2 separate regions of the Homo sapiens genome follow, and region 2 is linked to region 1. Evidence: chromatin contacts called from ENCODE Hi-C data. All regions are on one chromosome and are shown on one strand. Each heading gives the region's core, a stretch centred on a gene start or an enhancer-like site at or near the end of the contact. The rest is flanking DNA. Distances are from core to core; before and after follow the strand shown. Region 1 holds the start of GBF1 (golgi brefeldin A resistant guanine nucleotide exchange factor 1). Region 2 holds the start of WBP1L (WW domain binding protein 1 like).

Region 1 (6,434 bases), core at 2,162-4,661:
CTCTGCTCCTCTTTCCTCATATCTTTCCTCTTCTTCATTTCCCCCTTCTTCTCCAAGGAAGGTGACTTCGTGGAGACAGCAGGGTTTGGAATGATACAAACCAAAGTAGTATTCCAACGCTGCCACGAACTGCACCATCACTGAGTGAACTTGGACGAGTAACTATCATCTCCCTCCCCGCGCAAAACAATTAAGAGGAGGTTCCTGCTGGATCTCAGGGCTTGGGCTGGGCACTCCAAAGGCATTGCCTTTCAGTCTGTACCCTTGTCTTGCTTAGGCTGTGCTCTCCCTCCTTCAGCAGGGCTGGTTTCCCGCTGGTGGTACCAGGTTAAGTCCTGTGGGCAAGGTGTGGCCTTGGTGCCTGCTGGTTAGGAATTTGCAAGGGACAGGACAGATGACCAAGGAACATCCTGGCAGACTGTGACTTCGGCCCTCTCTGACTTAGGCCTCAATTTCCAGGAAACAGGCTCCTTCTCTTCTCCCAGTTAGGCTATGTTGCTTGGGTGCTCCGAAGAGCCTAAGCCCAGGCCAAACACTGTGGCTCATGCCTGTAATCCCAGCACTTTGGGAGGCCGAGGCGGGCGGATCACAAGGTCAGGAGATTGAGACCACCCTGGCTAACACGGTGAAACCCCATCTCTACTAAAAAATACAAAAAATTAGCCGGGCTTGGTGGCGGGTGCCTGTAGTCTCAGCTACTGGGGAGGCTGAGGAAGAAGAATGGCGTGAACCCAGGAGGCAGAGCTTGCAGTGAGCTGAGATCGCGCCACTGCACTCCAGACTGGGCGACAGAGCAAGACTCTGTCTCAAAAAAAAAAAAAAAAAAGAGCCTAAGCCCAGTCACACAATATGCCCCTAAGGCAAATCTGAGCAGTCATGTCTTGACTGTTCAGTGACTCCCATTGCCCTTAGGATAAAGGTCAAGCTCCCTAGCCTGGCATACAAGACCTTCAGGACCTGACCTTGTCTTCATCTCCAATTTCCTAGTAGTGTCCTGCACACCTCTGGCCCTTCCTGTGAAAGTAACCCATCTTTATATTGTCAATTCCTACTCCTCCAATGTTCCACTCAAGTCTTATTTTCTCTGGGAAGCCTTTTCTGAACTCTCAGTTTAGCCCCTTGCTCTCATGACCCTCAGTGTATACCTTCTATTACACCACCCACCATATTGAAGGGATCAGCTTATGTGTTGTCTGCTATGATAATAAAATTTAGGAGGGTAAGGACCATGTCTGTTATTCCCAGGCATAATGTAGAATCTCAATAAATGTCACACTGAAATCTATGAGGAAGATGTTCTGCCTGGTAAGATGATGATTAGTGGTTAGGAGGGACTAGGGAATTGTCATCTCTCTCCTCCCCATCTCTATTGCACAATCACATGCTTTTAGAATGATGAATTTCTGGAGGTATGTAGAAGTAGATATTGGCGAGCAGAAATTTTTGGCCCACTTAGAGGATTTTCCAATCGGCTTTCCAGGACCTCTCAATCTGAGACAGGCCCAGGACACCAACTCTCAGTTTTCAAATGAAGAGGAAAATGGCTTTGAGGTAATGTGGAAAGAGGTGCTATGATGGTATATCCTCTTTCCCTGACTCTCTTTGGGTGATAGAGGCTAGATCCTCAGCTGGACCCACCGACCAGAAGCCCAATGTGCAGGTGTAGGAAGTTACTGAGGGGTTCTTCACGTCTGATATCTGATGGGTGCTTTACACTAGAGCATCGTGGCCAGGTGTGGTGGCTCACACCTGTAATCTCAACACTTTGGGAGGCTGAGGCGGGTGGATCACCTGAGGTCAGGAGTTCGAGACCAGCCTGTCCAACATGGTGAAACCCCATCTCTACTAAAAATACAAAAATTAGCCTGGTGTGGTGGCAGATGCCTGTAATCCCAGCTACTTGGGAGGCTGAGGCAGGAGAATCACTTGAACCCAGGAGGTGGAGGTTGCAGTGAGCCAAGATCACAGCACTGCACTCCATCCTGGATGACAAAGCAAGACTCTCTCAAAACAAACAAACAAACAAAAGACAAAAAAACAAAACAAAACAAAAAAATAGCGCATCGTAGCACACGGATGGTCTTTGGATGTCTGGTTTTGAGACTACTTTCCTATGTGGTTAGTTATAGAGCTTCCCTGGACTTGGGTCGTCCATAATTGGGAGGATGTATGGAAAGAATTAGGTATTTTTTTTTCACTGCCTCCCAGCAGCTTCTCCAGGTCTGCAGGGACACTGGGGCTCTAGTGTCCCAAATAGGCTGGGAATTTCATGATTCAGTCTCCTAGGAGAAAACCCATCCTCTTGTCCTCTTCTCACGCATTCTCACTTCCAGGTAATACAGGTAATTCTAAATAGCTTAGTAACCTCTATCATCTCTTGCAAGGGGAGGAGGCAGCTGGGGGCAAGACAGTGAAAACAGGTGGGCATCCAACCCTCAGGCCCCTTAGCGTTTCTAAGGCAAACAAGAAAGACTTCTGTTTCCTATCACTGATGAGGTGGGCTAAGCTGCGTATTTAGCCTGGTGGATAAGGCCCGTCAAAGGCTTGGTATGAAAGGCAGACCGGGAGTCAAAGCCCGATATACTAAGGCATAAGAGGTGACAAAAGGCGATGAAAAGAGTTGGCCTGGGGGTGAGGAGACCCAGGGGTTCGTCTCTCTGCTCTGCTATTTACTAATTATGTGAACATGGGCCCAGCCTTCCACCCTGGGGCTGTTTCCTATAATGTAAAATGAAGAGACTTAAATTAGATATCCAGGGCTTCTGCTACGTCCCATTTTCTCTATTTCTGGATGATGGGAGTGGGGCAGAGGACGCTGAAACAGAGTTGGGACGTGACAGACATAACTGTGAGAAGCCACGACAGGGAAGGTGGACAAGAGGGCGAGGAGAGCAGGGTGTGGAATAGATCGCTGGACTTGTTTTTAGAATGAAGGGAGCCCAGAGCTGCCTCGAAAAGGAGTGATTCCTCAAGGGGCATGGTCTTGGCCCAGGTAACTTTGATAATACGTGGACAGGGGAGTAGGGATGCCCGCTCAAGTTCTCAAAGCGGACCCCGCCCCTTTCCAGCCAATTGTAGCCTTTTTCCCCATAATGCCCAGCAGCCACTGCCAAACCGCGCACTGCAACCGAACTCTACCTAACTCCACCTCTCTAGCCGCCCAGCCCAGTTCCTCATTTTTTATTGGTTTTTTAAACTGTCACTCAGAGAGTACTCGTATCCGTTGGTTGTCCCCTAACATACCCTTTCTTTCCCTTGTAATCGCGCTTCTTTAGGCACTACCCGCCTCCTGAAGCCAATTTCCTTTATTCGATTGGATAGTCGGAATGCTACTTTTCACGGTGCAAAGCTATGATTGGCTGCGCGCGGCAGGGCTCGCGCAGTTACCAGGCAGCGGGCTAGACTGAGGCTAGTTACCACGTCAGTGAGCTGACAGGGAAGGTACCCGGCTCTACTGCCCGTCCCGGACGACTCATCCTGGCGGACTGTGCAGTCCCACCCTGACTTCGGCCTCAATTTCCAGGAAACAGGCTCCTTCTCTTCTCCCATCTGCTACCAGAGCCGGGAGAGCTGCTCGGAGACGCCTCCGGGGTGCGGGCTGGACATGAGCAGCGGCTGCCGGTCCTGGGACTAGGCCCCGCCATTTTGGATCCGCTGACAGGTCAGCGAAGTCTCTTCCTAGAGTTCCGGTGTCGTGAAGGCCGCCCTGACATCGCAATAGGGAATTAGTGGGAAGGGCCCTTAAATTGGGCGAGCCAAGGTGGGCTAAGGACGCAGCGGACAGGAATAAGACGAGGGAAGGGTTGTTGTGGGAGGGAACAGGGAGGTATGCAGGGGCAAAGGTCATGCCTCTGCCGCAGGAGGGGCGATTTCTGCTCTCATTACTGATCCTTTGCAGGTGCCCAAATCTTCTGTTTTCCCAGGCTTGACCTAGTATTTAGCTTCTCCTTTCCAGCGCTTTCTGCATCCTGAAGAGCCCAGTACTCAAAAGCTGAAAGCAAACCTAAGGAGCATTGTGTCTACTTTTATGGGTTTTCAGACTTTAGATGTGAAAGTCTCTCTAGATTCTGTACAGCGTCTACTTCTTTGTGATTGCCTCACTAATACAAAGGAACTGCTTCATTAATAATGATGAACTAGTGCACCCTAGAATCAGGTTGTCAGCAGAGGGACGTGTGGAAGGCTTGAGGTTATAGCAGCGCAGGGAACTGGGCTATGAGAAGGCTTCCCTCTTACAGGACAGCTCAGCTGCCAGTCTGGGTCTGTATGTAAACACTATACTTATCTTCTGGGCCTGTTTGTTCCTTTATACAATCTTTCACAGGCATTCTTTTGTAGTGTATGTTTTTGTTGACATTTTTCTCTCAGATCTTCACTAAGGAGATGAGGCTTAATCATAAGGAAACCACTCTATTATGACATATTTGACTGACAGCAGAGAGAGATATTTGAATACTGGCAAAGTTTGGTATTGTCGGCCTATTATGTTTAGTGGGCAAAAAGAGTCATGAGAGATTTTCAGCCAATTGTAGGGTCAGAGCCCCAGAGTGAATGATGGAACATAACCCTAGAGAGTAGTTTATGGCACTGTGATGACCTTTGATAAACTGCTGTGTTGTAAAGCTATAAAAGTCCACCAAGGGTAACGAATGCTTTTAGAAATAAGGAATAGTGTAGATGGTGTTTTTTAATGCACAATGTGGAAACTTGTGCATTAATTCAGGTATAAAAGGCACTCTAGGCCCTGTGGAGGATACAAATGGAAAGGTCTGCTTTGGGACTGCTCAGTTAATGCACTTCTTAAAAGTAGTAGCATGTATGTGCAGTGGCCTAGCTAGAGCATGTAGTAGGTTAAGAGCAGGATCAACCTAATACCTTTTGGTATGTAGTGGGCACTCAATAAACGTTATCTCTATCTGGGATTAGTTTCAGTATGTGATCAGGACTTGTGGCCTGCTTTTGGCCCTGGCAGTCAGGAACACTTTGCACTTTTGCATGATGAGGTAGTAACAAGGAGGATCAAAACCTCATAGTGTCAGAAGAGAAAACTATTTAGGATCTTGGAATGACTAACTCAATTTTTCCTACCTTTGTCCTTATGAAATTGAAATTTCATAATTTCCCTTTTCCCTTCCTACCTTCGTCCTTATGAAATTGAAATTTTTGTGTGTGTTGGGAGAAGGGGGATGGCATTATTTATGCTTCACCTGTGTTGATTTAGATGGAAATGGTACAGGAAACTATTTGCATTTTAACTTGCTGATCTAAGTTGTAGAATTCCTCCCCTCTCCCCGCCCCCAAGAAAGTAGTTGAACGCAGCAAATGAAATGACATACCTCAGGAGGTACCCAGGTTTGATGATCCTGCCTTGCTCACTTGGGCCATTGCCCTGTTGAGTTGATATGCTTTGCATAACAGGCAATCTAGTCTCTGGGTAGGCAGTGTGATCAATCCAGGATCCAGTCATCCTCAGTTGAGCCTAAGGGTGACTATAGAGGCATCAAAACGTTTTCTCTTTCTCTCTCTTTCTTTTTTTTAATCCTAAATGTCATTTCTAGATAGGAATAATTTTCTAGATAGGAATAATTCCCACTCCTACCCACAAATCAGAAAATTCATCCTTCAAATACAAGTCCCAAGCTTGTATTTGAGCTTCTTTTTAATGGTGTTTGTAGACAGTATGTTCCAGTCTTGACAGTGATGCTCATTGGCACAGTGGGAACTCAGGCTATAGACATATCTCCTCAGTAGCTGGGCACCAATCCCAGTTTCAGCTCAGAGTTCTCAAAGTTACACTACTATTTTATTTCCCTCTTTTCCAGAAGTCAGGATGACTGCCACTTTCACATAATAACCTCATTGATAGGGTACTTAGACTGGCTGCTGTGGGCAGCTAAAGAGGAAGAAGACACAGCTCTTGCTTTTGAGGAGACTCTATTTATAGAGTACTCACTGCAAGGATCACCCTAATCTTTGTATGACACTTCTCATTGATTGATCACACACTATATCCCTGTGGCTCTGTGTGACTGATTAGAATGATTCTGTTGTTGGGTTAATGGTGGGATTGAATTTAAGGGTGTATGTTTTTGTTGACATTTTATCCTCAGGCTAGAAGAGCTATGTAAATATAATGAGCTGCTGTTTAGCTGTTACTCTTTTTTTTTTTTAATATTTCAGTATGTTCAACTGCAGTTGTTTAACTAAATGAAAATATAATAAAGCAGTGTGCTGATTTGGAACCCCAATAATAATAGAAGTGATCATAGAAGTGATTATTTGTTCTAGTAGTAGTGGAAATTACGATAGATGCAATAGTAGTGTAAATGATCATGGAAGTATGATGGCAAAGTAATGGTTTGCCAATCATATAAACCAGGGGTTACGAGCTCATGTGCCTAAATGCCAGGCAGGTAATGTAAATGAGTTAATTG
Region 2 (6,434 bases), core at 2,180-4,679, 500 kb after region 1:
GTCTCAGAACATTTTTCTTAGCCCCAAAAGAAACCCCATACCCATTGGCAGTCACTCCACATTCTCCCTACCTGCCAGCGCCTCACAATTCACTTCCTGTCTTTAGAGATTTGCGTATTCTGAACATTTCATGTAAGTGGAGTAATGCAGTATGTGGCCCTCTGTGTCTGGTTTCTTTCCTTAGGATAATGTTTTCAAGGTTCATCCATGTTGTAGCATATGCAATTTGATTTTAGCTGGTGTCTGAACAGAAAAGTCTGTCTTTGAGCTAGCTTCTTTAGGACAGGAGACCTGGCTTTATTTCCAAAAGCAAATAGGAAAAGGGAAACATTACCAGAGCCAGTAGAGCTTGGAAACAACTCCTGACTGATGTTCTTTCAGAACATACAATGTTTCCCCTTCCTTCTCAGCTCCTCAAGCCTCTTGGATTTCCTGTTCTCTTATAGACAACTGCTCTTTTGGAAATGTCTGGAAGGTATGTGGTGGCTATAATGTTCAGGGACATTCTAAAAAGTGGTCACTCAAACTGCATCTCAGTCTCATTTTGTAACATCTCTCTTCTTTGAGTTGGCTGCTGTGGGATGTTGAATAAGAGGCAGTTAAGGTTACTAAAAGGCCTTGGTGTGGGAAGTGCTAATCCAGACTGTCCTATCCAATAGCTCAGCTTGAGCTTTCAGGTAAAAGGAGAAAGGGAAGTTGGGGCAAAATCCCCTGTGTTTGCCAAACTGAATTGGGGTTTCTTATTTATTGAGAGAAAGAGGGTATCACTTTCTTGCCCAGGCTGGAGTGCAATGGTATGATCATGACTCATTGCTTCCTCAGCCTCCTGGACTCAAGTGATCCTCCTGCCTTAGCCTCCCGAGTAGCTTCTTTTTCCTGAGTTCGGCTAGAATAGCATGGGTAAAAGGTTCCATTGCTCGGGAGAGGAGGAGGAAGGGAAGAAGAAGAGGTATAGAAGCTTCCTTTTGATCCAAGGTCTTTTCCTCAATCCTGGCTAGAACCAGAATCCTAAAGGTTTCCTGACTACAGGTACATGCCACCATGCCCAGCTAATTTTTAAATTTTTTGTAGACAGAGGGCCTCACTATGTTTCCCAGGTTGGTCTTGAACCCCTGACCTCAAGCAATCCTCATGCCTTGGCCTCCCAAAGTGTTGGGATTACAGGCGTGAGCCACTACATCCCACCTGGGGTTTCTTAGTGATGATGAAACCTAGCCTTTATGTGGAAGACTTACAACTTTTTGAGGCCAGGAATTAGAGACCTTGTGCCATGAAAATAATTTGGTCCTTCCCTAGTACTCAATTTTTACTTCTCCTCTAAGGAGCTTGACTTGTGGAATGGATAAATTTCTAAGAAACGAGAGATTGGCAAAAATACGTGTCACTTTTTATAGTACTTGGAAAAGCAGGATCAAGATAAAGGCAGAACTATGGACTTTCTTAAGCTGAGGGAAGACTGACTTAACTCTTACCTGTTTCCCATTTTTCCAACACTTAAGCCAAGAACAACTTCCTCTGGGCTCAGATGTGGGCTAGACTGGGCCAGGCTGTAAAACACTTTGACAGGTTTTTGAGAGGAAATTGACTGCTAAAGTCAACTGTGTTATTTGCCATGGGTCTTCCTTTGTCCATTTATTTTACCAACTTTTTTTTTTCTTTTTTTTTTGAGACAGAGTCTCACTCTGTCACCTAGGGTGGAGTGCAGTGGCACAGTCTTGGCTCACTGCAACCTCTGCCTCCCAGGTTCAAGCGATTCTTCTGCTTTAGCCTCCTGAGTAGCTGGGACTACAGGCATGCACCACCACGCCTGGCTAATTTTTTGTATTTTTAGTAGAGATTGGGTTTCACAATGTTGGCCAGGCTCGAACTCCTGACCATGTGATCCGCCCACCTCGGCCTCCCAAAGTGCTGGGATTACAGGCAGGAGCCACCGCACCTGGCCTTTTTTTTTTTTTGAGACAGGGTCTCACTCTGTTGCCCAGGCTGGAGTACAGTGGCACAATCAAGGCTCATTGCAGCTTCAATCTCCCTAGCTCTGGTGATTGTCCCACCTCAGCCTCCCAAGTAGCTGGGACTACAAGTGTGCACCACCATGCTTGGCTAATTTGGCTAATTTAGTTTTTTTATTTTTGTAGAGACAGGGTTCTCTCCATGTTGCCCAGGCTGGTTTCAAACTCCTGAGCTCAAGGGATCTACCTGCCTCAGCCTCCCAAAGGGCTAGGATTATAAGCATGAGCCACCACACCTGGCTATTTTACCAACATTGATCAAGCTCTGGTTGAGCCTTGTACAGGATATTATAGGCTTTAAAAGAAGAAGAAGAAAGACCTGGTATGCTGTACAAAAAACTGCAAACCAGGCACGCAGATATAAGTGTTACAAGAATCCAGAAGAAGCAGCAAGGAGATGGGGCTAGGAGTTTGTAAGCAGGGAACTGTATCTGTAATATGTAAATGAAGTTACTGGGCATCTCTTCAATGGTCAGTGTGAGTGGAATGTGTGGGAAAATGTAGTGGTGAGAGGTGAGATAAAGAGAAGTAGACAGGGACGAAGTCACAGAGAGGACCGTGTTGGGAAGTTTGGACTCTCTATTCTGTAGGTAGATGAAGTATTTAAAAGAAGAGGCCATGATATAGTAATATTTGGTTTAATGTGGTATGGTTGTAGTGTGTGGCGGAAATTTGAGAGGAAGAATTGTCAACTTGCAGGGCAGCAGGGAAGCCATTTGTATTTAGCTAGAAGAACATGGATTGAAGCAATGGATGATGGATTTCAGAGCAATTTGTGAAGTAGAACCAGAATTTTGTCCGTCGAACTTGGGGTGACGAAGCACTATGCCTCAGATAAAGGTACTATCTTCTAGGGAATTCAAACGGACCTAAGCTGCTATTTGGGCAGTTGAGACCAAGAGAGGCATCCTGGTAATAGTGCTGTGCTTCAAGACAAAAGACATTAAAATATTTTTACATTGCAATTGTTTTCCTCTTCAGGAGCGCCTGGTTACCTTTCAGGAATAATTTATTTTCCAACACCCTTGAGAAACATTAAACCTTTTTTCTTTTTTTGATGTGGAAAACTGGAAAACTAGTACTTCCGCCACACTCAAGATGGCTACATCAGAAATAGACTTTTCCATCCACCTGGGTGGCCCCGCCCCCTTATGAAGCTGCTTCCGCCACTCTCTGCGGGTTGGGACGAATTTTACACTTCTTCGCAGCATTCAAGATGGTCCGGCTTCCTCCTACTTTTTATTGGCTGCATCGCTTCGTCTTCAGGGGAAGGCGGGACTTATATTTGATCGACAGCTACATTGATCAATGGACAAAGGGCAAAGGCCAATGAAGCGCTGGAACTGGAGAGTCTCTCGCGTGTCTGGGAGGGTGTTTTGCGCGGGGCGGGGTGGAGCAGAGCCGGAAGCGGGAGGGGAGCGTCAAACAGGAAAAGAAGGGAAGAAGGAAGAAGAGGGTAGAGGAGGAGAGGGAGGAGGAGGAGGGAGGTGGCGGCGCCGTGGCGGAGGAGCAGGAGCAGGAGGGGGATGGAGAGGAGAAGGCTCCTGGGTGGCATGGCGCTCCTGCTCCTCCAGGCGCTGCCCAGCCCCTTGTCAGCCAGGGCTGAACCCCCGCAGGTAAGGGGGAGGGGGCGTCTGGGCCATGTTGGGTCCTGGGGGTCGTCGAGGCCTGGCTGGAGGGGTCTGAAGGAGTGTTGTTGCCAAGAGTTGAGGGGTCCCGAGAGGGGCGTCTATGCCTGGCGTGGACAGGATCTAAAGGGGCGTCGGTATTTAGCTGAGGGACACCTGTGACAGTTTTGGTGTCAAGGAGGTGGCAGAGGCATGATGCCAAGCGAGTGAGGGGCGTTTGAGACGGCAGGTTGGTTAGGTGGGCTGGGGTGACTGTGGCTGGATAGCGGTGCCAAGCTGAGGATGTGGGCCTTATTCGTGTCCCTCTGTGGAGCAGGTGTCCCAGGCAGTAATGCAGTATGTACGTCTGTGTGTGTAGGGGTACACAGGCTATTGAGTTGGCCTGTGAGGGAGGGGATCCTGAGGATATTTCTTTAAGGATGGACTGGGGAAAGTTCCGAGGGCATCTTAGTACGTTTAAAAAAAATTACTATGTTCCTGGGAGAGACTTGGCCCCATTTTAAAATCTGTAAGCCATGGCGCACTTGGTTGGAGGGAGGACTCTCAGAAGGCAGGTGGGATGAAACAGAGTGGAACCCCTCAGGAGGAGGAGCACACTTGAGCTGTAACAAGCTCTTGCTGTTAGGCTGGCTGGCCTGGGAGAGCAAGTCACGGATGCTGATCTGAGCCAGCTCAGGGCTTTTGACCAGAGGGTGGTTCTGATGCCAATATGGGCAGCAAATGGAGCACCCTAGCTTTTCTTGCTGGGTGGCTTGCTCTTTATCCAGGCAGAGAAGCTTGCTTGTGCTGATTCCAGCTCCAGCTGGCATTTCAAAACCCTAATGGGAGCGTTACTCCTGGTGCCAAGTTGGGTGGGGTGCAGTGGGGGCAATCACCCCTCCTTCCTTGCATGTGGCAAAGCTTTATGATTCTTTTTTCTTCACTTTCTGTTCTTTTCCCCGTTTTTTCAGAAAGGCATACACACATAGACGCATAGCGTAGTGGCAAAGTTTATACAACTTAGCGCTTGAACTTGTGTTGTGAACAAGAGCAGAAACTGAGTGCCAGCAAAAATACTTATCTTTTCCCTAGGAGTTTTAGGGCTGCCTTTTCACAAATACATCTTGTTTTGCCCATTATCCTCTATTTTAAAATACTGATTAAAAAATAAGTTGAAATTCACATGACAAAAACCATTTTAAAGTGAACAATTCAGTGGCATTTAGTACACTTACAATGTTGTGCAACTACCACCTCTATCTAGTTCCAAAACATTTTCATCACCCCAATAGAAAACCTCGTCCCTACTAAGCAGTTACTCTCTGTCTCCCTTTTCCCCCAGCCCCTGGCAACCACCCGTCTGCTTTCAGTCTCTATGGATTTATCTATTCTGGATATTTTATATAAACGGGATCCTACAATATGTGGTCTTTGTGCCTGGCTCCTTTCACTTAGCGTAATGTTTATAAGGCCCATCCACATCGTAGCATGTACTAGTACTTCATTCCTGTTCATGACCAAGTAACATTCTGTTATCTGTAAACCACAATTTATTTATGCATTGAAGTGTCTAATTTTTCCTCAGGATATGTTTGTGTATACTAGAAATACCATGTGAAAGGAATGTAGCTCATTTTCTAGCCCAGTGTATTCCCTTTTCGAGGGTTGGGACCCTTCTGTTTTAGCCTTTGTTGGGGTTGTTTTTCCAGTGGAAATCATAAACTGGCAGAAGAAATATATTTTTTTTGTTTACTAGAAATGTTATAGCCCTCAGGACCAGTAAAGTTAAGTATAGGTATTGACAACAAAATATAGAATATAGTAAATACAGAATTTACTTTTCCTTTGCACATGTCTGTTTCTGTAAGTATCTCGAAAAGGCTGTCCCCAGTAACCAATAAATAACATCGGTAGAGGTTTGGTTTAGGAATGTCAGAGCCTTTGGAGATGGGCTGGTCAAAGATAGGAACTAGATCCACTTTTTCAGCAACGGGGATGATGGAAAGTGGAGGTTCCTACCAGGTCGTGGAGCCTGGGAGGTGTTGTGAACATGTGGAAGGGGATTGTTAATGTTATATTCTAATTGCAGTTTGCAAACCACAGGCTGCTTTCTTATATCTGTGGCACTTCTAATACTTAATTTTGGGGACAGGTGTCTTTTGTACTTTGTTCCATTTGGATGAATGCTATCACTGACCAACAGCTGTTACACGGTTACAATTCCTGCAGAGAAGGGAAAGTTTTCGTAATGAGCAGTGGCCCTCTTCCTAACCAGCCCCCACATACCCTCACTCCTGACGCTCCCTATACAATTCCATCCCCCACCTTATACTCCTGTCTCTTTCTGTCTGGGAGTACTAGATATCTATAGTGAGATTTCTGTTTTGAATTTTAACCTTCGGAATGCAAGTTACTATATAATTATTAACTCTGAATCCACCGCAATTTAGTCAGTGTATTTTTTTGGGTTTTTTTGGGGGGGGTGGGGGAAGGGGTTGCTTGTACAAATCAGTAAGGAAAAAAAAATCCCAAGGCCATTTTGGCACAGGGCATACTTTAAGTACCCATGGTCCTTAATTCAACAATGAAGTCCAGCTAACTTTGAATTCAGGAGGACTTACTATACTCATTCTGTATCGAATAATGGTATTGGTACCTTATTGCATTTCTCCCACAAAATTGATCTACTTACAATACAATCTTTTTTTTACATGCACAATCTTTTTTTTACATACACATTTACCATCAGAAATAAATGATACTAGGCAACTTGCTTTCCCTGTTACCAGCTCTGCACTGAAACAGCCATTTCTTGTTT

What was found. Hi-C counts contacts between places; a loop is a spot of excess contacts on that map. Pooled maps may share reads with other maps.
Region 2: a loop to region 1 is called in a map of CD8-positive, alpha-beta T cell, with 2.4 times the contacts of the local background. The contact joins the promoter of WBP1L here to the promoter of GBF1 in region 1. A Hi-C loop is called at or near these places in 4 of 168 maps with a recorded cell type or tissue (CD8-positive, alpha-beta T cell, Caco-2 and naive thymus-derived CD4-positive, alpha-beta T cell), 1 of 37 single-sample maps with no recorded cell type and 10 of 50 pooled maps.

What each region holds. Positions count from the first base shown.
Region 1 is chr10:102,242,121-102,248,554 of GRCh38, forward strand. GBF1 (golgi brefeldin A resistant guanine nucleotide exchange factor 1) reads left to right here and starts at 3,412. Exons shown (of 40, transcript NM_001377137.1): 1 at 3,412-3,661. RefSeq lists enhancers at 3,160-3,219, 3,420-3,869.
Region 2 is chr10:102,740,519-102,746,952 of GRCh38, forward strand. WBP1L (WW domain binding protein 1 like) reads left to right here and starts at 3,430. Exons shown (of 4, transcript NM_001083913.2): 1 at 3,430-3,625. The coding sequence starts at 3,536. It overlaps SFXN2 (sideroflexin 2), which reads left to right. Exons shown (of 12, transcript NM_178858.6): 12 at 1-2,974. RefSeq lists enhancers at 3,077-3,126, 4,067-4,296 and a silencer at 3,407-3,566.